Linked DNA regions of Homo sapiens: region 2 is linked to region 1. The links are chromatin loops, found by intact Hi-C in ENCODE. Cell type or tissue: B cell. All regions are shown on one strand. Links, peaks and the distances in the headings refer to the core of each region. The heading gives the core; the rest is flanking DNA. Region 1 has its middle 11 kb from the start of LINC00477. Region 2 overlaps LOC124902897.

Region 1 (16,430 bases), core at 3,148-11,147:
CTAAAACAATATAATTAGAATATTATTCCCTGAAAGTCTGTTAATGCAGGTTGATCACCCCTTCCGTCTTTTTTCTAGGTCCTCCCCTACATTAGGGGATCTCTAACGTTGCTTATGTTTTCATTTCTTCACACCTATTTTTACTTCATATATATATATATTTCTCACACTTAACCAGACATAAAACTGAAAAGCATTTTTATTATTTGTTATATTTATTTTTATTATTTGCCATTTTATATTTCAGGCTCTTTTAAAAGTAAACTTGCAATGTAGATAATTATATTTGTCTCTTTACATAGACTTTTTCTTTCTTACTTACGCACCTCATTGTTTATTGTGGCAAGGGGTCCTGATTAGGAGATTTCAACATAAATAAAGGATCTCTATTTCTGTTTCTATAATAAAACAACAGGCCGGGCGCGGTGGCTCACGCCTGTAATCCCAGCACTTTGGGAGGCCGAGGCGGGTGGATCACGAGGTCAGGAGATCAAGACCACGGTGAAACCCTGTCTCTACTAAAAATACAAAAAAAAATTAGCCGAGTGCGGTGGCGGGCACCTGCAGTCCCAGCTACTTGGGAGGCTGAGGCAGGAGAATGGCGTGAACCCGGGAGGCGGAGCTTGCAGTGAGCCGAGATCGCGCCACCGCACTCCAGCCTGGGCTACAGAGCAAGACTCCGTCTCAAAAAAATAAATAAATAAATAATAAATAAATAAATAAAACAAAACGAGATGTGAACCTTGGGGCGTTGACACTGAGAACCTCCAAGAGATGTGATTATAAACAACACTTAAACACTGAAGTTTTTAATAGGTGAGTCCCATGTGAAATGATATTAAATATGTTCTATTGAGTATTTGATTCCGTGAAGAACTAGGTTGCTTTGTAATTTTAAAGGAATTAATACTCATAAACAAAATTTTAAAATTATTTTTAAATACATAAATCCATCTATGGTTTTGGAGTCTCTCTCTCTCTCTCTCTCTCTCTCTCTCTCTCTCTATATATATATATATATATATATCTACTGGAGTACACAAACTTGAGGCCTAAATTTCCTTGTAAAACAAGTTGAATGACATCAAACTTCAAGTTTTATTATTTTATTTATTTATTTTCTGAAATCCATTAAACTTGCTATTCTTGGCAAGTAATAGGAACTTCAGTTACTCCTTCTCCAAGATTTGTCACACGGTTAGATATCAAAAATATAAGGCTTCAGATATCAAAATAGGCACCAATTAAATAAAACTGTACTTTTTTTTTTTTTTTTGAGACGGAATCTCGCTCTGTCGCCCAGGCTGGAGTGCAGTGACGCGATCTCAGCTCATTGCAAGTTCTGCCTCCCAGGTTGATGCCATTCTCCTGCCTCAGCCTCCCCAGGTAGCTGGGACTACAGGCGCCCGCCACCACGCCCGGCTAATTTTTTTTTTTTTTTTTTTTTTTTTTTGTATTTTTAGTAGAGACAGGGTTTCACCGTGTTAGCCAGGTTGTTCTCAATCTCCTGACCTCGTGATCCGCCCGCCTCGGCCTCCCAAAGTACTGGGATTACAGGAGTGAGCCACCGCACCTGGCCAAAACTGTACATTTGTAAAGGGTATTAAAACCTATTGAGAATGTGTATTTTAATATTTATGATTGTGATTTTATTTATTAATGGTTTGTTGTACTTGAAGATACTTACAAAAATACCCTGTTCTATTAAACATATTTAAAATACAAATTAATGAATAAACATAATGTTGTACTTATTGTCTAAGCATGTTGTTCTTTAACTTAGCAGTCACATCTTGGAGTCTGATGCATTGGCACTTTGTGAGTTATGAGACTCACATAATGCATACTTTACCATTCTTATTTTTGCACTCAAAATCCACACTCATACATGTTTGGATACTAAAATTACATGTATAGTTTTTTTTATATACACAAACTCATCATTTTAACCAAGGATATGAGTAATAACAACTACATAGTCATCCAGGGAATGCCATTAAAATCTGGCATAACTAACAGCAACATTTCATTCAAATTCTTTGGTGATTCAGAACACTTGATTAATGCTCTTTCCGTCCCCTCAACAGTGTTTCCTGTTCTTAGCCACATGCACAGCCACAAGCAGAAGCACCCAAACTCTGAAAAAAAAAAGCCATTATTCAAGTAGGACTGGAAACTAAGTCACTCTCAAGAATTCCAGTCACAAATCAAAAATTAGAGGGAGTCAGAGAAATGGAAATACCTGGCTCTCCATTAGAACTGTTTCCAAATATTTATTATGCATCTATTCATCACTGATTAAAAGAAACATTATTAACATGTTTGCTTCAAAGCAATAAAAATCAGCCACCATGAACATTATATAATTTATTTCTGTACAGTGCTACTAACAGAACTTGAGACTTGGTTCCATTTTTAGTCAAGGCTCTCTCGTCAATGACTAACAGAAGCAACAGAAGCCCAAATTAAATTGTCATATTGACGGTCCTGGGCTATGCTATTTGGCAACTCTGGTGAGTGGAATCTCCCAGCATACTAGGAAGGCACGGTGAAAACTGACATTTACATCAGACCGTGGCTACTCAGATTGCATATGGTAAAGAGAGTTATTGACAGTGGAACCATATTTTAGGCCATATTTTAGGTAGCTGCTGCTACCCATTAGACACAATTTTATTTTTATGTAATATAATTTCATTTCCCCAACAATGGCTAAATAATGGGTGGCATCAAACAAAATGAGGACCTCTGTCAAAAGGAGTCAACTCTTGGGTGGAGATGATTGTCTTTATCATGTGCTTTAAAGTTGGAATAGAGGCTCTTGCTCTCTAAATTCAGTCTTCATTGTCATGTGAAATCTGCCAGTAATAATTCCTTCTATTAGTGTACATCTTCAGATGAATGTTTTTAACACAAATAATTTAGAGAGGGATGCCCAAATTACTCAACATCTTCAAGCATATGAATTGTCAGATGTTTTATTCATTCATTAATTTTTTTCATTCATTCACTCACCTCTTTTATGCCTACCACTGAAATTTATAGACCACCATCTACATGTCATGCATGCTTCTATGTGGTGAAAATCTTGAGGAGTGTCCTTGAGTGGCCACCTCCGGTTAGCAGCAGAATACCAAGCTGGTAGTAGTACCCAAAGCAGGGAAAGAGGCACAGGAAAGGGAAAAGACATTTGCCAAATCCGACTCTGCTACTTCACAGCTTTGCCTAAAACTGGCAATGGTGGTCCCCACAGGTGTCCAACCCCAACCACAACTGGTGAAGTATGCAAAAGCTGCCTTGAAAAAGGGAAGTCGACTTCGGAAATACAGGATTCTCTAGAGTCATTTCATTGGTTGAGAACAAATTTTCATTAGCATTTAAAAAATGTTATGCACTAAATGCTTTAGTGGCAGAATCCAGTTAGTTTCATGGAGAAAATGCTCAACATACTAAGATGTACGTGTTCAGCAAGTCTAAAGTTGAGAATTTCATCATCTTGATCAAACCAACTCCTCTAATTTTGTTAAGTGGTTACAAACACAAGACCTGAAACCTCAAAATCACCTTCCTATACATTCCAATCTCATTCTCACGTCCCATATTGCATTATTGACCACGTTTTTTTGTTTTCAGTCTCCTTTTACAATCCTGTTGTTCTTCCCTGTGTGCCATCTCATTCTAAGTTAATATATTACCAACTTATTTCCCTGCTGTCAGTGTTTTTTGCCTTCCTAACCCTTCTGAAAACTGCCACTATAGTATCATTTTGATCATGTTGTTCACACTTTTGGTGCAATGTAAAGACTTCTAAAACTTAGCTTCAGACCCTTCTTGTACCTCAATTACAATTTGTGCTGCCACAGGCCTTTGACCCTGCTGAGCTTCAGAGAAAATCCTAACTCCTTAGCATGGTACACATGTATGTTTATTGCAGCACTGTACACAATAGCAAAGACTTGGAACCAACCCAGATGCCCATCAATGATAGACTGGATAAAGAAAATCTGGCACATATACACCATGGAATACTAAGCAGCCATGAAAAAAGGATGAGTTCATGTCCTTTGCTAGGACATGGATGAAGCTGGAAACTATCATTCTCAGCAAACTAACACAGAAACAGAAATCCGAACACGGCACGTTCTCACTCATAAGTGGGGGTTGAACAATGAGAACACATGGACACAAGGAGGTGAACATCACACACCGGGGCCTGTCGGCGGGGGTGGAGGCTAGGGGAGGGATAACATTAGGAGAAATACCTAATGTAGATGACGGGTTGATGGGTGCAGCAAACCACCATGGCACATGTATACCTATGTAACAAACCTACATGTTCTGCATATATATCCCAGAACTTAAAGTATAATAAATAAAAATAAATAAATAAATAAAAATTGTCCATGTCTATTTTGCCATCTTTTTATGTATAGCCACTCATTTTAAGGCTTCTGTTTCAGTCAAAATTGTTTACTCACCACTTCTAAATCACTCTTCATTTTTCTCCTTCCCTATATGGCTCATAATGGTTTTACAAACGCATACATAGCTACAAATTTGAGCTTTATGTAGCTTCTGACCGATCTTAAAACTTCTCTGAGTCTGATTTTCTACTGTAAAATTAAGTTTTATCATATCTAACCTCTCAACCATATAGGGTTTTTGTGAGGATCAAGTAAATCAGTATTTATTGACTTCATGTTGTATGCCAAACACTTTGCTGGTTTTAATAACATGTCTTATTAAAACTTTCCAAAAATTCTGTGACATAAGTAGATCTTATTTTCACTTTACAGATAAAGAAACTGAGGCAATAATTTGTAAATACTTTGCTATTTGACAACTATAGAAATGTATATATTTGTCTGTTTGTTCCTGATACTAAATCTTCTAGTTGACGCAATCTTAGTATTTTCTCCAACTACATTTTAAGTTCTTCTAAGGTGTAAATGATTTTGTGAATTATAACATGTTCTCTTGTGGTAGTTAATAAAGGTATTAATTGCTTTGTAAGTATTTCCAGATTTATTTTGATATACAGCTTATGTGATTGGCTGACGATTTTACTTTTCCATGAAAGGAGCTTAAAATCTTGCCCCCCAAACTTTTTGCCTATTGGATAACAGCCATGCACGTGAAAATAAAGAGGGATACCAAGAACATGAGATAAGCCTCACTTATGTGGGCTGCCTCAGAGTATGTATAAGTAGGTACAAATACAGATATTTCCTCTTTGCAAATGTTTTTAAGTGTATTAAATAGGTCAAACAAAGTTGGCCTAATGAAGGGGAAAATATCAAGGGTAATTCAAAACCATATACAGCATATTTTTACAATGTCTATTAGTGATGAGGTAACTGAGGATGCCATCACTTCACTAGTGATAAACACAATAGACGCAATAGTGACAGACGCTCATCAGACACTGGCTTTGAGAACGTGGCTTTGATGATTTACAATAGGGAAAGCAAAACTAGTTTATACTTGAGCAGGGATGTGTTTATTCTACTTATCTGAAGTTAAAGCCAATCATCACAGTGGGTTGAATGACCTTAAATCTTCATATTTGAGCAGAACTTAATGGACCATTTGCTGATAGATAAATTCCAGAAAATAAACCAGTTCCCAAATTTGTGCGTGTGTGTGTAGATACATATACACATATATATCATATATTATGTTATTAACTAAAAACAAATGTGTTTCTTTTATAGAAAAGTATAAATAATGGACTTTAAACAACTTCCTAAATAAACAAAGATGCTGTGGTCCAAAGGCTAGCTCATTCAACTGAATTTTTAAAGCCGTATTTCAAGTTTACCTAATAATTAAACATTCTTAGTTGAGGAAATGTGAATTTGATTTCTCCGTATATTTTCTTTTTCTTGATTAGAAAGAACATGCCTTGCATGGTGCTTTGATCACTAGAAGTAACCATTTTAGGTTGAGGTCCTGTAAGTCCATTCTTTTCAATATGAGACAGAACTCCTGGCACAAATTACATTTCCCTTATTGCATTGTGTTCAATTTCAAGTACCATTCTTACATCTTAATACAAGAAATATGTGTGACATTGCACCTTTTTCTGAACAATATGCTTGGAATGAAGTATGTTGTAAGGAAATTAATCCATCAACCTCTTAAGAGGGGATGATGGTTTAAGGAAACCCAGTCTGTCTTTTCAACCCATCAAGGACATGTATTTTGCCTTTATCCACTAGAGGGGGTAATGTTCTTCCATCCTAAAACACCATGGAATTATCCAGACATGATTTAAATTCACAGTGACCTTGTTTATTTTGAAATGAGGTCAATTAAATACTATATAATACAATGGATGCCAAAATCATCCATAAAAGTTGTTTTGAAAACATTTGTGACACAAAGATCAGAAGGATTTGTTGTTCTTGTTGATACTAAAATTTGCCAAATCCACGGTTGTAAAGATGGGTAAATTTGTTTTAGTTGTGAGAGGAGAATTTGTATAAAGTAATGCTTTCCATGACCATTCCAAAAAATACTATGCAATTTTTTATGTGATTGATTTCAATGTATTAGGGTTGATAATTGGATTGTTGTCTGTTTCGTTCAGTAAGGAAGAAGGTCATCTCTTTTTTATTTTCTTAAGATATATTTAGGAAATATTGGGAGAATTAAATAGATTTATAGAAGTTTATAATAAATATCATAAATACATAAATGAAATGTGATATAACATAGGTGATTAGTAGTACAAGGATTGGGATATGTGAAGATCAATAACATACTGCAGAGTTGATTTATTACATATAAATATATAATTATCACTGTTTATCATGGTAATGATTTTTCTTTTAATAAATTCCAAGTCAATAAGACAAGAATGTTTTTTTCTTTAAACCTACTGAAAAATAGTTTGAATTGCAGAATAGCTAATCCTATTTAGTTGTTAAAAGATAATCAAAATAATTGGTTAGAAATAACCAGTAGCCAAATTGATGAAATTTCATGATTATAATTAACTGTGCTATTAGGTCAGTTGTTTAGCTATTTCTATGAATAAGAAGAAGCCTAATCAAAATGCAGAATAATTAGTTCTGTTGAAAAGAAGAGATATAATTTGTAAAAAGCACGTATGTTGCATCAACCATATTTTTCATAATTCTAATTACTTTCTCAAATAAAACATACTTCTGGTTCCTAAAGATTATTTCCCTTGAGTAAAAGCTGCAGTAGTGGTTTCATATGGGTGAGTACCAGACTCACCATATAACTTTTGAAATTATTGATGCCTAGAGGGCCCCCTGTAGCAATGTGAATTCAGCAGGTCTGGAGTGGTTGCAGCACGGAAATTTTTTAAAAATTCTGCATCGACTTTAATCTGCAGCCCTGGTGGAGCATCACTGCATTGCATGAGGAGTTAATTGTACCTGACTAGGTTTTTCTTCTTGCTTTCCACCCCTAGAAGGCATACTATTAAAAATTCTTTGGAGACAAAAGAAGAAAATTATGGTAAATTATTACAACTTTTTACAGGAACACCCCCTATTGTATGAGTGAGAGTTAAGGCCTCAAAATACCTATGTGTGACAGTGAATTCCATATTATAGTGAAAATAAACATGCTTTTGAAGTCCTGTGTTGTTTCTTAGTAATTTGTGCTGCCTGGAGATCTTCCAAATACAGCTAACAAAGGCTTGTAGAAAGGACTTTCAGCATCATGAAAAAATTTTTGCTATAGACAAGAACGAATATTTACAAAACAATAATCCCAAACAGATCCAAACCCTATAAATAAGTATTGTTTTCTTGAATATTACCATAAAAATACAGTTATTTTAAAACTGAGTAACATATTTTCGTACTATATACATTAAAATAAATTATACTGAGGTGATAACTCAAATGAAGGTTTTATAATAACTGGGAAGTTAAATTATATGCAACCAAAAATAATGCATAGATGACATGCACATTTCATGTCATCTATATGTAATCTATAATTTATTTTACTATAAATAGGATCTTCAATACACATTATAATGGTTATTTATAGTGCATGATTTACTTTAATTAATATAACAACAAACAGTGGAAATGTAAAAAAAGATCCTTTTTTTTTCTCCTAGAGAGATTTTTTTCCACTCTGTTTTTCAACACTTAACTGAGAAAACACAGTGACTACAAAGGGCAGCAAGTTCCCAGGACAGTGGAAGGAATTAATGTGTGTCCAAATAATTGCAGTGTAATAGCACACCTGTATATATCAGAGATATTGGAAGCCATGAATGCACAGAAGAAAAATGTCCATCTCTGCCTATAAGAAGCCTAATGGTGAAAGTCATAGTTGTGGTCACGTTGGGGTGTGTGTGTGTGTGTGTGCATGTGCTGATAGGTGTGTGTATCAATAGATGAAAGAACAATCATTGAAGATTCAGAAACAGTCTGGGACTCATGAACTCATTCAATTTCATCAAAGTTTGTGGAGTTTCACTCGGTACAGACATAACATTTTCTGTCAAAAAGCAGATAATTCCCGAGGAGATATGTCCAAAATTAGCCAGAACATCAATGTAGAGTACGATCAACATGGAAATTGAAAGTGAGATAGAGTGTTTAAAGAGGGGAGATCTCCCCCAAGAGGTATGTGTCATTAAAGTCCAGGTAAGATTGTTTCTGGAGAAAGGAATAGCATCAAAAGTCAGAGGCAAGAAAGCATGGGAGAATACCTGGGAACAATTCTTTTCCCACTTCGGAGCATGGACTCTGCCCCTTCAACCCAGAGCACATCTTCTACTCTGGGAGCAATTTCTGAGCTCTTCCACCCAGATTAATACCTGAACTTATATTAGACTTATAATTAGAACCAGTTAAACATTTAATTATATGCTATTTTGCATTGTTTTCTGATTCTTTATTACTTTTTCAAAAATTCTTAACCCTCTACGTTATGAATTCTTTGAGGGCAGGCATTGATTTTATACACATGTGATGTCTTTCACATTGCCTACTATGCTATTCATGTGTACGGTGTGGATTTGGTAAGTATTTGTTTATTAACAGAGAACGTGACCAAATGTAGTAGTGGTAGGGTTGCCACATAAAATATAGAAAACCTAGCTAAATTTGAATTTCAGATAAATGACATAAATTTTTACTACAAAAGTACTGATGGGGCATGCTTATACTAAAAAATCATTCGTTTTTAAAAGTCAGAAATTAACATTGTTTTGTTTTGTTTTACTAAATCCGGCAGCCCTAGATGGTAGTGTATCTTTTATGGCTTTGTCAAAGTTTCCAATGTACTGAATATGAATTCCTAAACTTTCATCCAAGAATAAACTTACTAATAAGAATAGAAGAAAAACGACATTTGTGAACCAAAAAGCCAGTGACTGAAGATGAGCGAATGTACACAATTTGGTGATTGAACAGGAAAGGACGAATGTGAGAGCCTGCAGACTACACAGAAGAAAGGAGATGATACAGATTGGAGAAGAAAGTTGTCTGAAGACATAGATAGGATGGTGAGACAGCAAATAAGAACTTTGGGAGGCTGAGGTGGGCGATCACTTGAGCCCAGAAGTTTGAGACTAGACTGGGCAACACAGTGAAACTCTGTCTCTACAAAAACACAAAACAAAAAATTAACCAGGTGTGGTGGCATACGCCCATAGTCCCTGCTACTTGGGAGGGTGAGGTGGGAGAATCACCTGAGCCCAGGGAGGTCGAGGCTTCAATGAGCCATGATCGTGCCACCGCACTCCAGCATGGGCGACAGAGTGAGACCCTGTCTCAAAACAAACAGGCCAGGCGTGGTGGCTCATGCCTGCAATCCCAGCACTTTGGGAGGTCGAGGTGGGCGGATCACCTGAGGTCAGGAGTTCAAGACCAGCCTGGCCAATGTGGTGAAAACCCCATCTCTACTAAAAATACAAAATAGCCGGGCATGGTGGCAGGTGCCTATAATCCCAGCTACTCAGGAGGCTGAGGCGAGAATCGCTTGAACCCAGGAGGTGGAGGTTGCAGTGAGCTGAGATCGCACCACTGCACTCCAGCCTAGAGGACAAGAGCGAGACTTTGTTTCAAAAACCAAACAAACAAATGAAAAACAAAAAGAGGCAGGAGAAGCCAGTTTTTATGAAACAGCAAAAAGGGAATTAAACACTTAAAAGAGAAAAAAGAGCAAGGCTGAAAAATTGAAGAGAAGTGGAGTAGAAAAAAAAAAGCAGGTGATGAAAAAATAGAAATAGATTGAGGAGGTGTGAAGAATAACAGACCCCTCCCTTCTCTCCTCCCCACCTATGCGCCCAGGGGATTTATCTGTTGCTGCTGGTGGTGGTGCAGATGTCACCAGTCACCCTGGGAGCACAGATAAGGATTCACCTGCTCTTCTTCTCAGGAGAGCCAAGGTGCAGAGCTGGCCAACAATTACAGCAAAAGAAGCATCAAATCAACTGGAGTGAGGGAAGCAGACAGGGCTACGGAGAGGAAGCAGTGAGAGCATGCACCAATGTGCATACACACACACACACACGCACACACACAAAATAGAAACAAACCAAATCTCTGCTTACTGGGATGGTGTGGCAAAGATAAGTTCTAGGGAGGAAACATGGGCTAGAATAAAAGTCTTTAAAACACGGGTTCATATGATATACCATGACAAGAGTAAAGTGTAAGGAACATTTTTTAAAATTTATGACAAATAATTTGTATTTTATTGTCTGGTGGCTCTTTCTGAATTGCTCCAGACAGCATTTTTTTCTTCCCAAATTACACAGGGAAGGATAGAGAATACTGAATCTCCTATCATTGGCTTTATGTAGACTGGGAGACTTCTTTTTCCTTCCTTCAGGAAGTGTTGAGGCATTAGCCAACCAGGAAACAACCACAGGTAAGTAACACTTTTAATTCATCTTCAAAATTCTGTGACACTTGCCTAGAGTCCTAGGTCACTGCTTGATGGGCAGTTGTGTAAGCCAAGAACTTGCTTCCTCATTTTAGCTCCCTGCCTAGTTTAGTGGCTTATTGCTCATAATACACTGGTAAATGGGATGAAATACAAAATAAATTTGGATGATCTTGAAAATAAACCTTACTTATGACTCTGCTTCCTAACACAGATTTTGTATGTGTAGGGGAAAGATAGGAGGTGGTTTGCTGAAGAATTTTATTGTTTTGTTTCCAAAACTAATGAAGAACAAAGAAAATCTGAGCTGATGGCTCAAGTTTGTTTTCAATTCAACTTCAAAGAGGGAAAACCTACTTTCCTAGGGAGCTGTGGAAGGGCTGCTCAACTCTCCTGACTTGAAAACCTGTAAATCAGCTGTGCTGTCAAGAGACCACTTTCCAGGAATAAACCATCATTTTCTCCTCTGTCTCCTTCTTGTCTTTCATGAATACCATTAGAGAGAATTAAGAACTATAGGCTACATACTCTTGTATTTTTATAGATTATTAGTTGTATGTCCGAAAACTAATGTTAAAGTACTTGTGTCAACCTAGAAGATGATCTCTAGAGGCAAGCCAAAGGGTTCTGTCTTGTCTAGTTTATCATTATTTGTCGGAGACTTAGATGAAGATATAAAGGAATGCTCATCAAATTTGCATGTGAGTATTATTTTGGGAGTAGAGAGAAATCCATGTATGATGGAATTAACATCCGCAAAAGCCAAAACCAAGAACTCTAACACGTGAAAAGAAGGGCCAAATCTAACAGCATGAAACTTATGTAGGTAAATTTAGATCATAACCCTTGGATCTCTCTCTCTTTCTCTGACACACACAGACACATACAAACACACGCACAGCTGCATTCCTGTCAACTGAAAGGAGCATGGCTTATTGGCACCTGAATAACAAAGGTTCATGGATTTTTATTTCAATAAAACCCAGCAATATGATGTGGCTGCTGAGAAAGCTAATGGCCCTTTTGAATGTGGTAATAGACTTGTAATGGCTTGAATGAGGGAAGTGATTGTCTTGCTCCCAGAGCTGGCTGGAACAATTCTGGTGTGTTACATTCAGTTCTGAGGATCTGGGAAACATTGAGAAACTAGACTACATTTGAAAGGGAATAATCCTTGAGTAAGGAAATTCAAAACGATTCCCCATGAGTTGTACCTGAAATATTACCTATAGAAGAGAAGGGTCATAGGCAATGAGAGTTAGCTCAATTTATTCATCAAATATCTGAAGGGCTATTAAATGGAAAAGAAATCAGACATGTTCTCATGAATGGTAAAGCTAGAGCTAATAAATTGATGTTACAAGGAAATAGATATTGGCTCAATATAAAGAAATACTGTCTGTCTGAACTTAGAATTAGTTTACAGGAGTTCATTCCCCAATAGTAGAAATTCAAGGACAGGCTTGGAAAACCACTGGGTTAGGTGTTAAGGGATTCCTCAAAACGATAAAGGTATTAGATAATATTTAAGGCCCAGGAAACAGTATAATCTGGTCAGTAAATTTACATTTTCTCAAGTCAAACAAATTGGATCCAAAATTTAGTCTATGTGAAACTGACAAAATATGTAACGGCTTTTTTCCTCAGTTTCATCTTCTATAAAATAAAAATATTAATAGAAATTAATTCAGGATTATTAGGAAGATTAACTGAAAACATGCATGTATAGTGATTAACACAGAGTAATTATTTAATAGATGATGCTTTGCTTCATTTTAAGATTTAGGTACCTTCCAATCCAGGCAGTTGGAACTCATTTGTTATAAAAGCTTATGTTTCATCTGGACAGTCTGCAATGGGTCTTCTTTCAAAATTCCCTAGCGGTACAGAGCTTGGCATTAATTAATTAATTTATTTGTCATCCCTCAGCGTGATACAGAAGCTATGAAGAAGGCTTAGAATTTATTCACACTCTGCCAGCTAAGACGGGAGTGCAGTTATAGCGTAATAAGTACCTAGAAAATGTTTATTTCTCGTCAGTAGTAATGTTACCTTGGGAAAATGTAGAAGAGAAGAGGTAAATACATAGGTCTTGATTTCAATCTTATGACAAACTCCTCACATATAATTTGCACCCCATTAATTAACTTAGAGTGTTTTTTATCATTGCTTCTGATGTTTGCTATTAAAATATAAACAGTACTACAAGGGGGAGCTACGACTCTGAAAATATGAGTTATGGGCAATCGGAAGAGACGTTCTGGATAAGAAGACAGGGAGGGATGATGCATCCAGGCTAGTGGGGGAAGCAATGAGTACAAAATATTTGGATCACAGGGCAATAGCATTCAAAAATGGACCTCCAGATGTATGATATACATTACCTTCTTCTCTAAAGATAGTCTTTGCACACAAGAAATATATATAGGTATACATTTGTGTATATATATATGCAAAGATTATACCTTTAGAGAAGAAGGTAATATATACTGAACACCTTTGCATACATGTGTATATAACTATGTGTATTCATGTATGTGTATGTGTATATATGCAGGGATTTGGGATATTAAGCATATCATGGATATGCAACCTGTGCAGTTGCACAGGGCCACATGCATAGCAGGACCCCACTCTTGGTTTAATTCTATGCTGTATCAGGATTAAAATTCTTAGTAATTTTTGAACATGGAGCAAACTTTTTAATTTTGCACTGCATCCTGCTTATACATAGGGGTATGTGTGTGTGTACATAATCTTCAAAGGGAAAGGGACTTTACTATTTGTCTAATTGAGCATTTCCTCTTACCTCCATTTTATCATTCTCCATGCTTTTCTGTTACACAGATGCCTCATTATTGTTTTTGCTTTCATTTTTATACATATTTACCTTTCATTTATATATTATATAAATATATATATATACATACATTATATATAATTTTTTTTCAGACAAGGTCTTGCTCTGTCACCCAGGCTGAAGTGCAATGGTGTGATCTCGGCTCCCTACAGCCTTCACCTTCCGGGCTGAACCAATCCTCCCACCTCAGTCTCCCAAGTAGCTGGGACCACAGGCGTGCACCACCACACTCAGCTAGTTTTTGTACTTTTTGTAGAAACAGGATTTCATTGTATTTCCCAGGCTGGTCTTGAACTCTTGAGCTCAAGCAATCTGCCTGCCTTGGCCTCCAAAAATGCTGGAATTACAGGTGTGAGCCACTATGCCCAGACTCGTTTTTATATTTTGAATAACACCAGTGGTGAATACTGATATAATCCTTCTAGTTATTTTTAAATAAATATAGATTAATATATATGTATATTATTACTTTTTTACATACATGAGATCATACAATCCATCTTCAGTCCTATTTCACTTGAAGACATGCATTAGAGATCTTTACAGATAGGCACATATAGATCATCATGATTTCTGGAGATTACTAATGCGACAGTCTGTCCTCCTTATCCATGGGTTTTACATCGGTGGATTCAACCATCCTAAATATTCAGAAAAATAAATGGATGGTTGCATCTGTACTGAACATGTATGAAAACTTTTTTCTTGTTATTATTCTCTAAAAATACAGAATAACAACTATTTACATAGCATTATATTGTGTTAGGTATTATAAATAATGTAGAGATGATTTAAAGTATATGGGAGGATGTGTGTAGGCCATTTGTAAATACCAAGCCATTTTATATAAGGAACTTGAGCGTCCATGAATTTTGGTACTTTTGGGGGACAGAGTCCTGGAACCACCATGGGGTAACTATAATTTAGTAGGTCATCCATAAGTTATTACAGTACCCTGGGATGTGATTTATCTGAATGGGAAGGTCTGGATTATTTTAGTGCAATAGGTAATCTCTTGTTATTTCTGCATATTTCGGACTTCAACTGCCTTTTGGCCACGTTTACTCTACACTTTCCAGCTTTGTAAGACTATTTTTTTTGTTTGTTTGTTTTTTGAGACGGAGTCTCTATCTGTTGCCCAGGTTGGAGTGCAGTGCCACAATCTCAGCTCACTGCAAGCTCTGCCTCCCGGGTTCATGCCATTCCTCTGCTTCAGCCTCCTGAGTAGCTGGGACTACAAGCACCTGCCACCACGTCCAGCTAATTTTTTGTATTTTTAGTAGAGACAGGGTTTCACCGTGTTAGCCAGGATGGTCTCGATCTCCTGACCTTGTGATTCACCAGCCTCGGCCTCCCAAAATGCTGGGATTATGGGCGTGAGCCACAGCACCCGGCCTGTAAGACTATTCTTAATAGAAAGATAGAAACAGTATAGGAATGATGTCATTGGCCTACCACCCTCTCTTCTGTAAAAATTATGTAAATTATCTTAAACAAGAGACCTAATTCTTCCTTTTTATTTTTCTGCTAAGTAGCTAAAAATCTTATTTGGTTGGCTTCAAGGTTTTTTCCTTTGCCAATAATCTCTACTTATTCTGGACTTTTATATTTTTGGACAGTGTTTTCACATATTCATGTCATTCTTTGGTATTCATTCTTATCTCCTCTTTTTGTGAAGTGTGCTTATCTCCTTCAAATCTGAGCTCAGCAGACAGTTCCCTGGGCTACGTTACGTGCCCCTTTGCTTTATCCTCACTGAAATAATTAAGTTACTACTAATTAAGGTAATACAGAGAATCCCCCTCAACAACTTCTCGGTAGTTTATTTGTTAGAATCTCTGATAATTGATCAAAACAATTTTCTTTCCTCTTTACAAATAAGTTTCAATTCTTGACTCACATACCCAAAATAAGCATAAATAATGAGGTTTTGAGGAGACATTAGTAGTATCCAGGTACAGAAGAAGTACATGTGCCTAAACCAAAGCAAGCCCAAAGTGGTTTAGTATTAGTCATAGCATTAGCAGAATGAATGAATGAATATATGCATGAATTTAAGACCAGGACTTTATAATATTTGCTCCTTTAGATGAACATATAATTTAGCTAATCTTTTTAGTTATTACAGGGTTTTTTTCTTCTCAATTTCCTTTCTTGCATTTTAACCTTGATTAAGCTATGGAGTAAAATCATAAATTAAATGTAAAATTCTTACATTTTTTGAAGGACTGATTCCTTAAAAAATCAGAGTCTCAACACAATAGTAAGATATTGTGATTTTTGTCCTAAAGCAAAATGGGATACAATAATAAGGGATGTGACCACTGATCTAAATTGTTGTAAAAGAGTAAAATTAAATCAGAACTCTGAAATAATATGAGCACATTCTTTGTGTGTTTACCTTTTTTGGTCCATAGCTTTTATCAGATTCTGAAAGAGGTTATATACCTCCAAATATTAGAAAACACACAAGACACAATTTTATAATAATAAAAACAGACGAAATTAACATTTTAGCATGTATTTAGATATGTAGACTATGTTAATTTCAAAAGTCAGTTGTAAAGCTCTTGTGATAACTGAAAATAAATTCACCATCCACTTTTGATTAAGAGGCCTAAAACTAAATTATGATTTTAAAACTTGTAAGGTATTTTCCACATTATGCTCTGTTTTAACT
Region 2 (16,430 bases), core at 4,979-12,978, 130 kb before region 1:
GAGAAAATGTTGGTAGTTTTGGCTCCAATCTTAAGTAGCACTTAATATTTCCAGCATGGGGCACTTAATATTTTCTAAGAAAATTAATTATCTTAAAGGGATCAAAATGTAGTAGCCAACATTGCTGGAATTCATGCTATACTGCAGGATAAGAAATGAGGCTATGAGCCTCAGTTTCCCCATCTGTAAAAAGAAACACTTAGACTAAGATCAGTTTAAGCCTTAGCATTCAATGAGGTTCATTCAACATCATGAAACCTCAAAATGTTGATGTTCAAAGGCCTCCCCCAGGAAAAGAATCCACAGGAAATGCCACTTGGTATCCAGGGCCACTGCGCTCCTAGAAGGGAATTTGTTGGGGTATTGTTTATTATTGGAAAGAAGACTGTGGGACTTGAGAAAACTCAGAAATCTTAGGTCATATCTACATACATAGTTTTTTTTGTGTTGGTCTTTTTAAAAATTGCAGAATAGTGCATTTTGTTAGTATGGTTCTCATGTACTGCCGTTGGTCCACTATGTAATAACAAATCTATGGTTTGGCTGAAATACTCACTTTTCAACTGATTAGGTGACATTATGTGGACATAACCTTAGACCTGGCTAATTTAGATTTGCTTTATACAAACAACTGAACTTTTTAGCTTATCCTTTCACTTTATCATGTAAAAATCTTAGACTGCAGGAGTTGGAATGTACCATAGAGATTTACACCAATCTCATCATTTCCTAGTTGAGGAAACTGTCAAGAAAGAGAAATAGAACTTAGGTTTTCTTTCGCTCTAGTTTTATACTTGATTTTGTAGATGATTCTGGCAACATGCCTTAGGTTTATGTGGCTATAATAGTGGGAAATTCTTATATCCTCAAAACTGTCATTTAAAAAAAATAAACATCCTGGCTTTGAAAAAAATTAAACCCACTACAGTGAGCTATTTTAGTTGAAACTCACTAACATTTAATTCTAATAATTGAGTCTATCTATCCATCTGTCTGTCCATCTATTGATCTAACTATCTAAACCACACTTTGAAGATTAAATGAGATCACATATGTAAGGCATCTAGCTGGTAAATAGTAGGTACTCAATACATGTGGGTTTCCTCTTTCCTGCAGCCCACCCCTGCTTGCCCTGCCGTGCACAAATGAGTGTGTTCCTTCACAACCCCCAGTTGAAAACAGAGATCTTCTAGATCTGAGCATTATCACAAAGACAGCAGAAAATGTTTAGAAGAACGCTTCAATGGCAGCAGGCAGAGAAATGCACTTGTAAATGGATCCTATTTCTCAGATATCTCGGGCCTTCTTTTTATCTTTTGTTAATGTGCAGTGATTGTGGTTGGAACAAAATTTAGCATATGATTTTTGATTCATGTGAAGCATAATAGTTAGAGTCTTAAAATTATTGAGGTATATTATGTAAAATAATTTTATCTGCTGAAACACTGACTTTTACTATACTATAGCAATTCCTGCTTTCTTATTCCTAATAGCATCTTGGGCATATTTTATCATTTACCAATCACCAGTAGTTAAACCGTAGTCCAGACCTGTTTAAAATTTCAATCTTATATCCAGTTTAAAACTTTTTTCCTTCCTCATTATAGGGTAGATTTGTGAATTAAGGAGTTTGAAGCGGGGAAGGAGGCAAGCTGCGGCACTGTGTAACATCTTCCTCTCCCTCTTCAAAGTTTAGCTCCTTCAATTTACATACAGGAAGGAGGAAGCAAGAAGGGAAGGAAATAACTACATTATAGTGTTCTATGAGGTTGACTGTCCATATCCTCCCATCATCTTCAGTCATTTTTTAAATACTGACTGTGGGGTAGGAGTTACGGTAGTGGTTGTTGGTAACAGGGTCAGTTATGTATTTTCTAATACAGCCGATTACAATTGTCAGAAGCTCATTGGTGGCCATCTCTGGACTGGGCACTTTGCACTATTACCCTGAGCTTTGAATCATAACTGCAATTTTGGAGAACAGAAAAGTCCCTCCTACTCAACATCTATTATAGCAGCCTAGTAATTCCTGAGTCAAATTTATATTTATAAGTATACCTTGTGTGTTTGTAGTGAATTGTCTGTAGGATAAAACGATGTAACTGAGAACCTTTGATGAGACTGTCACTGAGGACCACACTGCATAAGGAGGTAAAGTACAAGATTTGGATGTACGTTAGGTTTCCTCAACAGAGCATTTCTTACAATTCTTAACCTTTGATTCTCAATCTCTCTCTCTCTCTCTCTCTCTCTCTCTCTCTCTCTCTCTCTCACACACACACACACACACACACACACACACACACACTCCAATACTGTTCTTTCCTAGCTTTTCCCTTCTCAGGAAATGATGCCACTATGCATTGTGAACTGCCACAGCCACAGGCTTTCAGAGACATAGGATAACAACACGGTCATGGAACTGAAAGATTCTTGGGACCTTATTTGACAACTGCCCACTCTTTCCCCAATTTTGGTTGCTTAAACTAAGTCACTTTACTATCATAGACAAGAAAGTCCTAACATATGGAATAATTTATGCCATCTCTTATCTTTGAATACATATTTGCACAATAAAGTCCTAATATATGGAATCATATATGACATCTCTTATCTTTGAATAGGTATTTACATTTTACAGTCAAAAAAATAGAGTAGAGGCATCAAATCCAGAACAGTGCTAAGTGATCCTGTGATGGCAAAATGTTACATATAGGCTCAAAGCAGCTACTGATTAAGGAAATTTTATGTTGATTTATTTTGGTAGAGCAAAACATTAAAAGAAAGTATGTACTTAAGCGAGTTTGAACCTAGAACTCAAACTAATGTATCCTTCTCTCTAGAATCAGCATTGAATTCAATTCGAATCAGCATATATTTACTAATTCCTACTACGTGCAGAGCATTGTTCTTATATCTAGGGGAAAAAGTTAATGGATTTAAGGGATCACTTTGTAGACTGTCTTTTTTGATTATCTGAAGGAAATATATTTTTGTTACAACTCAGTTACAGAAAGATAAGATTTGTATGACAGATCTATAAACCTATTTCTTCTAGCAATATTTTCCAAAGTCTCAAGGCAATAATGTTTTATTTCTACCCAGCTGGAAAAATGTTAAATTACTCACTTAGCAATTGTAATAATAAACTTAATTTCACACAGTTTGAGCTATCTTAACTTTGTCAAGGCTTGGATTCTCAATATTAGTCTTTCAAATGAAAGCAACAAATGTTTTTGTCATTTTTCTTAAAATTAGACCTCTAGATTATGTCAATTCTTAAAAAGTGGAGTTGAAGGTGATAAAAGATGTTTGAACTGTCCAAACTTACTATACAACTTGTCTTTAAAACCTGGTCCAGAGTGCACAGTTGAGATGTGGCAGATCAGTCTCAATGACTCTTCCAGTCACTTTATATCCATGGTCACTGGATGATCTCTAGGGATGTGGAAACAGTTTGTCTTTGGTGACTACCCACTATCGTCTTTGTTATGCCTTTTCTGGATACGTGTCTCTGGGATGTCTTACAGTTGTACTGCATTCTGACTGCTAAAATCAGGTGCGATAATGCAGGCTAAATATTATCTCAGTGTTACTCTTTTTTCCCCTTTTTGTTCTACCTCCCCTCACTTATCCCTCTACAAGCACATCAAACATCTTATTCTTTCTTGTTGATGATTCCAATTAGATAGAGGGAGGGGCTTGGTTCAATTATCTTGAGTTTTGAATGACCACTAGCTGGCCTAGTGTATTCTAGTCCCAGGAGCATGTATATTTACAAGTCAATTTTTCTTTAATCTAGGAAGTGAAAGCTCAATGGTGGGGTCTCAGGCAATAGAACAAGAAAAGCTTTAAACTTAGCTCTGAGGGAAGAGCTATATTTCGTTGTCATTTACCCCTTGCCATTTTACTTACCTTTGTGAAGTGTTTCTATCTTATACATTTTCCTAAACAACAACTTTAGAACACACACACACAGTATGCATGTATTCAAATTCTTAAATTCTTACAGAAGTCATAAATTTGTCTGGTGTCAAGAACTGTTAAGGGGCTGAAATTTTACCCTACTTGCAAGCTAAGTTAGCCTGCCACCATTTCATAAATGTGAACAGAGGACACAAGACTCTTGGATAAGAGACAGAGGACAGTTTATTACCAACAGCAGCAACACAGCCCTCAGCCCCCTGAGCCCTAATTCCCACAGGATGAGCCAAAGAGGGCTAGATGGCACCCAAATATGTAGTAGGTTGTGTTTCAGGAGAAGAACCTGTACATAGAACACCTGGATCTTTCATAGTAAGAAGTCTACATAAATGCCCTTTGCTCTGGAAGGAAACATTGTCTTTTACACTAAGCTCACAGCTCAACCAAACAAATTCCCCTCTCCCATCTTTTTCTTTTTTCTCCACCAAAAGCTCTCTATCAAGTGGCAGGGGCATCATTACTTCTATTTCAAACTTCAGGGACCCCTTGACTCTGCAGCCACAGATATATTGCATTCTTGCCATGGCTGCAAAGTTTGCACTCTCTGGATGATTCAGACATTAACCTTCTTTGAGGATCCAGCTTACTCAGGGGAACCTGGTGGTCATTATCAAGAAAATGTCTTAAGGTTTTGCCCAGTTTGTTACCTTCAACAGCACTGTAAGTCCAACCAGGGCAATAAGAACCCAGGTACTCATCAACACCTCATCTATGGTTTCACCTGGGAGTTTGTCCTGGAGAAATCTCTCTGAGAATGCTAAAGTTTCCTTGTTTCGTTCAGTACCTATTACAAGAAACTGTAAGACCTTTTCTGTCATCTCCAAGTAGATTTAGAATGGGTGTGATAGGTGGGTGTGAGCCATAAGATGGGTTGACTCTTACCATTCTTCCTTAAGAAGTATTATGAAGCCTGCTCTTCATCTCCTAAGCATATCAGGTCAAAGTTTTATTGATGTACCTGGTTTCTACCTATATGGTCAAAATTTCATTCCTGTTATACTCAATGTAAGTTGTGTCTCTGTAACTCTTGTCTGAAAGGGGATATACCCAGGATGAATCTTGATGCCATTTGTTCCCACTTGGAGGGCCTGATGCTGATTGGCAGAATGGAAAGTAAGTCTCCTCCACCTCAGGGAGTGCTAGCAAAAACAGGACAGCATTTGGGCAGCTTTCTTTGAATCTAATTTCTGGTATTTAGCCTTCAACCACCTTCCAAATGCCTCCTCATTAGTAGGCAATAAAGAGGAGAAACATTTATTGCCTGGCACACTATACTATGTGGACAAAATGTTCACCACTGATTTTTATGAACTTCCTTTATATCCCTTTAACTGGCCTGTGAGGCCTCCATTCTTTCTCTCCCATAAAGCCATGTGTCTGTCAGCATCATCTCATCCTCATCTATAAAACTGTCAAACACTGTGAATAGTCTGAGATTTTACCTTACTTGCAAACTAACAAGTTAGGCCACTACAGTTTCATAGATGCTGGTAGAAGACACAAGACTCCTAAATCAGAGACAAAGAACAATTTATTATTTGCAGCAAGAAGTAGACAGAGAGTCCACATTTTTGTGTCAGTTATTTCAGATTCAATTTGCATAGGGTGATATGAAAAGGGCCAGATGATACCTGCACACATAGTGGTTTGTGTTATAGGAGAGATATTCTGAGCTTACTGGAATAGAATATTTTATAATGGTCAGTAAGCATACCTGTTCTTTCATCCAGGGGGATATGCCATTTTCAGCTTCCAAAGCTATAAGCAAACCTACTTTTTGCTCTGGAGAGAGATACTATCTCTATATTCAAAGGCTGTTTCTGATAGAAACTTCCTTGAAAAGATGATCTAGAACAAAGGTCAACAATTCTCTTTCAAGATGTGCAGAAATATAATACACCCGTGGAGAACTGTTTCCCTACATCTGGGATTACAGGCAGCCCTTATTTCATGATTATAAGGGACCCATTGAAAACAATAACACAAGAAAGCCAGCTTGGGAAATATTAATGAGAGTTTTGGTTTCTTTTCTGAGAGTTGGAAAGTACATTTCAATGAACAATATATTTAGCAGTGTATCAAATGTTATATGAAGATATGTCAAATGTTATATTAAGATCACATGTTTATAGAAGATACACACTGAGATTTCTTCTGCAAGTTTTCACATGACACATTCTCATGACCTGTCACTCTTCCTAATGAGGGAGACAAGATCATAGTATTTTAGTCAATGAGCCTGGACTCAACTCATTTCATTGTATTCCTTAGATTGCAAAAAACCATTGAACTTTATAGCAAAAGTGGATTCAGCAGATATTTTGCATTGCAAGTATTGAACTGTGTCTGCAAGGCAGTGGTGCCAATCTGAAAACTTTATTTTTCTGTTTAGGAACATGATAGGATTTTATCTTACTAATAAAAAGAAGCATCACTTTTCTCTTCATCCTGTGACCTCTAATATGTACATGTTTTCATTCAAATGCATCTTTCCAATAGCTAAAATAATTGCACAAGATTTGTATAATTTGTTTGACAAATAGGTAGATTTCATGTCCACTGTAGTTACATTGATTATAGGGAATTTTCCACCACTGGGGTAAACTGAGTTAGTCTTAAGTACTAATTAGCTTTGGATCGTTCATATTTGGCACTCCTAGTTACTGTGTAAATTTAGGCAGAGTAAGTAACCCCTGAACCTTAGTTTTTTACTCTATAGAATCGGGGGATAGAAAATTCTCTTATCAGCAAACTTATAAGGACTACTGGGACAAAATCAAAGCATCTAAAAAAACTTTGTACAATGCATAGTACATGATAAGGTCTCAATAAATGTCTGTCCCTTCCGTCTTATGTGGTTTGACTATATACGGATAGAAAGCCCTCATTCCTTATTGTCATGTTTTTCATTGGTGCACAGATTCCTCACTAATTCAGGAACAGAAATTAATCCTCCCTGAAGGACTTTGCCTTCTTACACCAGAGAACCAACTCCTCTGCCCACTTATTTGATATTGCATTGTTTATCATGACCTCTAGGATTGCAGCCATGTTGAATAATGAAGACTCACTATATAAACACAGACAAGTCCTGAGATGTGATTCCATGTGAGAGCTTCTGACAGAGGGGAGTGTGTTAAAAAGCTAAAGAACAGATTTGCAAAGCCTAAAATCCTTAGAATCTCAGCTTCAAATCCTGGCAGGATTGAATTAGCTTTTTTTTTTCCTCTGGAGTAGTTAAACTTAGTTTCATGTGTTTTGTCTGAGTACTGCGTGTGGGAGTGGGAATCTATATCATTCAGATGGAAGCTTTCATCTGTTTCAAGCCTGTATGTATATTAAAACAGCCATGAAATTTTATATGTGCTAAAATCCTAAAAATATCAGCAGAGACCTTAAGAGAATCAGACAGTGGGTTGAAGAAAGATTTAATATTCAGTATTTCTCTTTTCTATTTTTTTGTTGCATTCTTTTTATAAAAAGTTGAGTTGACAGGGGCTTGAAAAATGTACTTTGAAAGCCAAGCAATTGTCTAGTTAATGCATTCTATTAAGATGACAATTGCAAACAGTTTAAAATAAAACAAAACCACCACCTATTTTTCAACAGCAGGGTTTTAGGACCCAGGTTGTTCAAATGAGAGTCTTAAATTTTCTTTTTATTTAGCTTAAAAAAAAAAAAACAAAACAGCTCCAGTAGTGTTGCCAACATAATCTTAAATTCCCTTCGTTTGAGCATACAGAGAACAAGAGGAGGAAGTACAGATGCCTCAGAGGGACAAATTGCATCAGTGGATGGGAGTCTATCCTGAAAAATGGGTATTCCTAGCTCTTAAATTGAGGTCATAGTTTCTTGTTCTCAGAGTTCTGTATCATTTCTTTTTAAAATAATTTGTCAAGTTCAGCATGCCTTGTTTGCTAGACAGCAATGTGACTGTCCATCTCCTAAAACAATCAAGATTGCTTTATTAAGTAGAACCTAATGCATATCTGCACCAGAACAGGATTCCAGGAGGCTGGAGAATACATTCTGGAGCCATCTGCAGACTAGCCTTGGGCTTCCAAGCCAATGTCCCAATGGCTAAGGAACTGTAGATATGTTACTGAGTTCACTTACACCTTCATTCCGTGACCCTGAGGACAACACACCTTCATTGCACTCAACCCTAGACCCCATATCTTCTCCTTCTACCCACTCCTCCACATGAAAGTCAGAGGTAGACATATGAGTGCCTATTTTTGGTAAATGTCATGGTTTTTCACATCACTGAGTAAGCATGAAAATTTCTCTCTAAATATTTGAATCACTTCATTTATAGTCAAAAACACTTTCTCAAAATGAACATTGTGAAGCCAACCAATTTGACTACACATCTGGGTTTGAACCCCAAAGAGGCAGAAACACTATAGTTAATCAAACTAATTTGTATTGCTATTCTTATCTGGTGGTCTCACTTTGAGGAAACCACAAAGATGTCATTTGGGAAGTGTCAGCTTTAGGGGTGGGGCTGAGTTGGGGATGTTGGTCCTTTGATGGTAATGGTTGTATAAAACACAACATAAAATTGTGAAAAAACATTTGTAGTGAACTTTTTTAAAAACACATTTACTTTTTAGAGCAGTAGTTTTGAATTATGACAATTTGGAAAGAATGATGCAGTATGACATGATGCAAAGAACAAATCCCTGACTTTAAGGAAAACTGACCCCCAGTCCTGCCTCTGCTATTATTCAGTTTTGTTGGGTTGGGCAAGTCACATACCAACATGGTGTCAATCCCTTCTTTATAAAATAAGAAATTGGTTTAGCTCAGAGTTCCCCAAATTTGTACTTCAGACCTGTGAAGTTGTCTGCAAAAGTAAAAGTAATTTTGTGATAAAATAAATTGAGAATTACTGCATACTATGCTGTTCAAATGTACACTGACATATTGATATCTGTGAAATGTTCTGCAGTTGGACACATGGTTTAACTTTCTTTTCTTTTCCCTTTTCTTTTCTTGTTTTTGTAGGGACATGGTCTCACCTGTGTTGCTGTGTTGCTCAGGCTGGTGTCAAACTCCTGAGCTCAAGCGATCTTCCTGCCTCTGCCTCCAAAAGTGCTGGGATTACAGGTGTGAGCCACTATGCCTGACTTTAGTACAGTATTTTCCAAAATTTTTTTTGTCTGGTGACATACCTTAATATCTCTTAAGAATAGAGTATCACAGATATCTTTTGGAAACCCTGGGTTCAATGATCTCTAAGACCCTTTCCAGTTAGCATTCAATTATACTAGTAACTCTGTTTTTGTTATTTATTGTATTTTGTCAATAAGGAAGTTTTTTTGTTGATTTCCGGTAATTTCTCAGTTGAAATAATTTAGCTGCCTAGGGATTCATTAGAATGAGTCATTGGTCCTCCTGCCCCATGTAAGGTACTTTCCAGTTTTAAAGTTTATGATTCTAAGATTCTAATTTGAGATCAGCGACAAGTCTTCTTATAAGAAAAATTAATTGTATTCTTTTTTTTTTTTTTAGACATAGTCTCACTCTGTCACCCAGCCTGGAGTGCAGTGGTGCGATCTCGGCTCACTGCAAGCTCCGCCTCCTGAGTTCAAGTGATTGTCCTGCCTCAGCCTCCCGAGTAGCTGGGACTACAGGCACCCGCCACCGTGCCCGACTGATTTTTTGTATTTTTAGTGGAGACGGGGTTTCACCGAGTTAGCCAGGATGGTCTCGATCTCCTGACCCGTGATCCGCCCGCCTCGGCCTCCCAAAGTGCTGGGATTACAGGCGTGAGCCACTGTGCCCGGCCAATTAATTGTATTTTTTGCCTTCTAGAAAACCTTATGTTGCTTCATATTCTTGTTAACCTGCAAAATTTTTTTTCCAAATTCTCATTTTAAAAGAATAATAGATTTATCTATAAGCAACAGAGACATTTTGTACCCTCATGGTTAGTAGTTTTAATTTTTCGGAAAAATCATGTTACTCATTACGTAATATCTGTAACTAAATTTTAAACTATGGATTGGTACAAGTTTACACAGGCATTAAAATTTCCGATTATTCCTTAGGACATTACATAGGAGTATATGTGTTGTTGATTTTGTTATTAAAACACTTTCTTTCATTAACAATGTACCTCTTCTGTTCAGAAAAATGAAAAGGAAAGAGTACATGACCACATCTTTAAATAGATGTTCAAGTTCATTTAAAAAGATTATTTTTTATTTAAAACATTACAACCTCATCACCTGCAGACTATTTCTTTCATCAAAGTGGCTTAAGATGTATTGCATTTTGATAAAAAACTGCTTCCAATGGCTACAGCATCAAAAAGTAAATACTATGTATTTTATTTACCATGAAAAAGGTAGTGAAAGTTTCCCCAGTTTCTTAATCTGTAATTGGTCACTCTTTCTGTAGAGAGATATTGAGGATGGTAAAATACTCCCAGTACCCACAAGGTGGCATGGCCTTCTTGTTCAATCCAGTTTCATTTATTATTTCTGCTTTATCTGCTACTATATTTTAGATTCTGCTCTTTTATTAAAGTTTTGAATTTCACTTTATGGTTTTATTTTTCTTCACTTGCAGCCAATGGACAGTACTGGAATTTCTAGACAGAAATATATTTTTTAAAGAAATATTAAAGTAAAACTCTTCTACATCTTCTATTGTTTCAGTCCACTTTGGAGCTGACTTTAAATTATTTGACTGTGTATGAAGCCTAGTGATTATAAACTGCCTAATAAACACTAGATACTCAATAAATATTTGCTGTGGAATTTCATGAGTTGTCTTACTGAAAAAAAGGTATTAAAATACTCATTTTTTACCAGAACAATTTATGGATACTTTATATCTTTCCACTTGCTGGTGAAAAAGCTCTGCCTCTTTTGCTCAGGAAGTACTGTTATTTTACGGTATTATAAAAATATGTCATAAATTAGGGTGAAATCTCCATCCTATCTCAATTATAAAAAAGGCACGGTGAATTCACTTCAGTCCTTTACTCAGTAAACATTTGTGGACCCTCTCTCTGTACCCAGCACTGTGCCAAGGGCTGAAGAAAACATAAGGATGAGTAGAACATGGATAAGGGAATAAGCATGTAATTGCAAGAGCAGAATCATCACTCACCCATTCATTCATTCATTCAACAAATATTTATTGAGTTTACTGTGTTTCAGGTGTTATAAGAAGGTAAATAATAAATAAAATGGCCAAAAATCTTACACTAGAGTAGACAGACAATAATCTAGATAAATAAAATAAACACATAAAATGAGTGAACTCTATAGTATGTTCAATAACGATACATGCTAAGGAGAAAACATAAAGCAGAGAGAGGAGAGAAGCCTCTTGGGCCAGGAGAGGATTAGGTTGGCTATATTTTTATTTTGGGTCATGAGATAAGGTCTCTGTCTCTCTCTGCAAAACGACCTGAAGAAGGTACAGAAGTGAACTGTGTGGTTGTCTGGAGGGAAGAACACTCTAGGCAGCAGAGACACTAAGTACAAAGGCTCCCAGTGGGACTGGGTCACTGTCGCGTACTCTGTTGGGGTTGCTAAAACAAAATGCCATCAAATGGGTGGCTTATAAACAACAGAAATGGATTTCTCATAGTTGTAGAGGCTGGGAAGTCCAAGATCAAGGTAGAGTCTCTCTCTGGTGAGGGCCCCCTTTCTGGGTCACAGACTGTACCTTCTCACTGTGTCCTCACATGGTGGAAGGGATGAGAGTCTCTCTGGGGTCTCTTTTATAAGGCACTAATTTCACTTACGAAGGCTCTGCCCTCACGGCCTAATCACCTCCCAAGGGCCCCATCTCTGAATACCATCACTTTAGGGGTTGGAATTTTGGCATATGAGTTATGAGGTGGGTACAAACATTCAGACCACAGCACTCATTTAATGTGTGCTACCCCAGAGTCCTACATAAAATGAGATGGGAGCAAAGGAGACTGAGGGGCTCCTTGAGGAAAGTGAAAGAGGATTTAGCTGAGGAAGAGAAATCTACCCCACACCCAGTGGACAAAGGTGCTCCTGGTTGAGCAAAGCCATAGAGGCATGAAAGCCAAAGATGTGGTTGTGTGGGAAGTAAGAAGAAAAATGAGGCTGTAAATAGGACGAACATATAATAGTCCTGTATGCACAACCCTATTTTATATCCACTTGGGGGGAAAAGCAGTGATTTCACCAGATTAATTTTGAGGGAAAAAAATTTAGGTAAATCATAAAATACAATGAACAGACAATATATGTGCAGGATAATATTAACTTACTCGAATCTGTTTTCCTCTCCAAAAAAAATTTATATTCCTTCTCATTGGGATTACAAAATTTTGACTTCAGGATGCATAAACAGACAGATAGTAAAAGTTTTGAGCATTCTGTATTTTCTAGATATCAGTTCTGCTTTTGTGATAAGGCCCCGGATGCAGTGTCTACCTGGCAATGCACTAAATTTTAGATATCTGAGATCTCTACAATGGATAGCATAAGTCTCTTTTATGAGAGGTTTCGTCAGAGGAAGAGCTCAAGTGATTCTATCTGACGGCTTCTTTTTCTAGGCTTTAAACCTTTAGTGGGGGTCAGATAAGGGGATGGGAAAATATCCCTTGATTGTTTTGGAGAAAACTTAATCTGACACTTTAAATGTTAACTACTTAGGGGCTAAATGAATGTATACATCTGCTGCTGCAGTTATGGTTCTTAGTTTTCGGGTTTTGTTTTTTTAAGGCAATACGGTGGATTTAAATTTCAGGCTCCCACTTCAGGTGTGCAAACTACCATTCATTCTTCTAAAATTCAACTTAATTTCTATTTTCAGATATCATTCCACTGGCATGTGAGGAAACTTAGTTCCAGGACTATTATTGGAACCCTTCCTTCACTGAGGTTGTGGCACTTGATAGTTGTAATTAAGGCCGAGATGTTAGGTGAGGTGGGGTCTGCTCCACACAGACTGACACAGGGAAACTGTCAACCCTCTGTCCACAGGGCACCTCCAGGCCTGTGGGCCCCCTGCTAGTACTTTGACAACTTTGGGAGCAGGAACTTGCTGTTTCCTGGCATGCTAGGGCCAAGGGAATCCTTGCAAGGCCATGCTTCGTCACATACAAATGAATGCTAATTCCCTAACTGGGTTCATGTTCTCACTCCTGGGATTAGCCATTATTTCTTCAGGATCCACTTGTCTTCTTTGCTCTCCTCCCCAGAAGCCAGAAGAAAGTGTTTTGAGGTCTTGAAGGGAAATCCCTCTGCCTTTGTGACTTCCCTACTAGCTGACCTGTAACCTAATTATCATCATTCTCCTAAGTGTTGGGCTGTTGAAAACCAAGTGTATGAAGATCAGAGGATATTTTCTGGCCCCACATAGACCTGTTCTGATTTTCTGTTCTAAGCAGGAAAGGGAAGAAGAGAAACACTAAAAAGAAGGAAAAAAGTATTATTTTACAAATATCATCCTACCCTATTTATATAATTTCGTACACATACAGGCTGTGTACATATATATATATATATATTCATATGTGTGTGCCACTGTAACTAAGGCATTTATTCATATGTGTGTTCCCGTGTTTTTGTGGGAAGGCAAAGTTACTGATCTCTGCTGGGCAATCTTAGGCAACTCCTTTAACATCTTACAGTGTTAATTTTCTAATATATAAATGGTGAACATTAAGGCCTTCAACTCCTAACTGGAAGCTTGTTGTAAGGATTAAATGAGGTAATTGTGGGGACGTGGTCGATCACTAGGCATTTTATATGGTTTGGCTGTGTCCCCACCCAAATCTCATCTTGAATTGTAGTTCCCGTAATCCCCATGTGTCATGGGAGGGACGTGGTACGAGGTAATTTAATCATGGAGGCAGTTACCCTCATGTTGTTTTCGTGATAGTGAGTGAGATCTGATGGTTTTATAAAGGGTTTTTCCCTCTTTTGCTCAGCACTTTTCATTCCTGCCATCATCTGAAGAAGGACGTGTTTGCTTCCCCTTCAGCCATGATTCTAAGTTTCCTGTGGCCTCCCCAGCCCTGTGGAACTGTGAGTCAATTAAATCTCTTTCCTTTATAAATTACCCAGTCTTAGTCAGTCCTTTATAACAGCATGAGAAGGGACTAATACAGCATGTATACACACACATACAGCTCCAAGAACACACTTCTGTTTTTAGTTCAAACACTGTGTTTTGAATTTCAAGTGACCCTATGTTTTCAAGAGCACTAAATTTAGTGACAAAACAAAATTAGTAGACTTCTTAGATAGAATATTAGTTTATATTTTCTTTCCTAGGATGGGTAGGAAATTTCACTATCCTTGCAGATCCTCCTGTTTGTCCCAAACTGTAAATCTCTTCCATTCTGTCTGTTTCCTTCTTAACACGAGTAGCAACTTCACAAAGACATTATGTTGTCCACATCTCTCAGAATGCTGTGGCATGTTCAGGGCTGAAGTATGGGATGATGTATGGAGTAGAGGAGAAGTAGAAGCCAGAGGTTTGCATCTGCCTTTGGACAGCATAGCCCTAAGTTCCAAGCCAGCTTCCATTTCTGTTCCTCAAATGATGGGACTGTGGGAGGCAAAGCCCAGGACATCTGAATGGATGAACTTGCATGGGGCAACAGGAGAGGATCTGGCATTCCAGGCATGCCAGCTGCTTCTCCCCTTCCTGGCCCTTCCCCTGTCTACACTGCATTCACCCCCCAACAGGTTTGCACATACACACACATCAGCAGAGTCCTGTGACCTGGAACAAACAGATGAGGGTTTTCAGATTGTATTATCCCCCACACTTATGAACGTGGCACATTTTAATTCCTGTCTTTTCTTTCTTTTTTTTTTTTCTTTCTGATTCTACTTAGCTATTTTTTCCTCACCCCATTGCTCTAAGAAAGATGAGTGTCAGGTATGGTTTGGGGTTTGTTTGGGTTCTTTGTTCCATAGAAAAATAATAGCTATCACTTACTGAACACTTACTATTTGCCTGGCATTATGCTGAGCACCTTACATTCATTATGTAACTTAATCCCTCAACAAACCTATGAAGTAAGAAGTACTATTTCCTTATTACACTCACAGACAAGCAAACTGAAGTTTAGCAAGGCTAAGTGGCTTGCCCCTGGGTCACATAGTAAGTGGCAAAACCAAGATATGAACCCAGGCAGTCTGGCTCTAGAGCTTATGCCTTAAGCATGACATATGGATAAGGAAACTGAGGTACAGAAGGATTCCAGGTACTCATTCTAAGTTCCAAAGTGAAAAAATGTTTTCGTCCTGATAGTCAATCCAGTATTCCATTCCATTGTCTTTGATCAAGTTCAGATGCCAAGTGGAAGAAAGAGCTTCATTTGGGAGCATTGCTTGCACAAGCCCTGTGCATCAGATTTCAGAGCCCTGGTTTCTTGAGGATGAAGCAGAACCTGTTGCAAGCTTTCCCTGATCGGGTGCCTCAACTCCTTTTCTACATATTGGCAGAGGTGGCTCCAGGACCCCAAACTGAAGCATTTGGGAGGAATAACTTTAAGAAATATATAGTTATAAATACAAAATTAGATGTATTTATTTATTTAGAATGAGACATGAAATCATATCAAGTGACAAATGTCAGAAAGCTAACAAGTACACAAACATCCTGAAATCTATAGGAATCATATTTTTTAATGAGTATAACCTTGTTAATACTTTTTTCCTCAGTTTTTTTTCCTATTTAATTTTCAATGCTTTTTTCTATAACAATAAAAAAGTCAGCCCTTTCCTTAGGATGGTTGATAGATTTTTATTTAATTGCTAGTTGAGATGTACAAAACATTGGCAACTTTATACACAGACACGCTTGCTTTGGGCAGCGTTACTACAGGTTTTTGCCATATCAACACCAGAATTCTGACAATTTCTATTTCACAAACTTTATATTCAAAAAAAAAAAATGTGTAGTGTATTTGTAGTTGTATATACAACATTATCAAGTATTGTATTAGTCTGTTTTCATGCTGCTGATAAAGGCATACCTGAGACTGGGAAGAAAAAGAGGTTTAATGGACTTACAGTTCCACATGGCTGGGGAGGCCTCACAATCATGGTGGAAGACAAGGAGGGGCAAGTCACGTATTACATGGAAGGCAGCAGGCAAAGAGAGAGAGAACTTGTGCAGGGAAACTCCACCTTGTAAAGCCATCAGATCTTGTGAAACGTATTCACTATCATAAGAACGGCACAGAAAAGACCTGCCCCCATGATTCAATTACCTCCCACTGGGTTCCTCCTACAACACATGGGAATTCAAGATGGGATTTGGATGGGGACACAGCCAAACCACATCAAGGATATTCCTGACAGAATAGAACTTCTATTATGACTAAGAATTAAGAAAAACTCAATTCTTTACTTATACATTTACATGTTACAGAAGATTTATTCTCAGACTAACTTGTGATTCCATCAATTTCAAACCTGGGC

The links. A loop is a pair of places that touch in the nucleus more often than their neighbours do. Peaks named below come from ENCODE experiments on the same cell type or tissue, not always from the same donor. Only the 100,000 strongest peaks of a DNase experiment are listed, where the experiment ranks them.
Region 2: it touches region 1 in a loop (2.6-fold over the local background); 11 of 110 quality-filtered maps call a loop at or near these places.

What each region holds. Positions count from the first base shown.
Region 1 is chr12:24,586,779-24,603,208 of GRCh38, reverse strand. No RefSeq gene overlaps it. Among named protein-coding and RNA genes, the nearest start is that of LINC00477, 11 kb to the right of the region's middle. RefSeq lists an enhancer at 10,970-11,471. In B cell, for the core only: CTCF peaks have their summits at 6,026, 6,234 and 7,414; DNase peaks (open chromatin) are centred at 3,278 and 6,118; H3K27ac peaks cover 146 bases.
Region 2 is chr12:24,722,570-24,738,999 of GRCh38, reverse strand. All of the region lies in intron 1 of LOC124902897, which reads right to left. Among named protein-coding and RNA genes, the nearest start is that of BCAT1-AS1, 89 kb to the left of the region's middle. In B cell, for the core only: CTCF peaks have their summits at 10,238 and 10,438 (motif pointing right); DNase peaks (open chromatin) are centred at 8,399 and 10,409; H3K4me3 peaks cover 469 bases.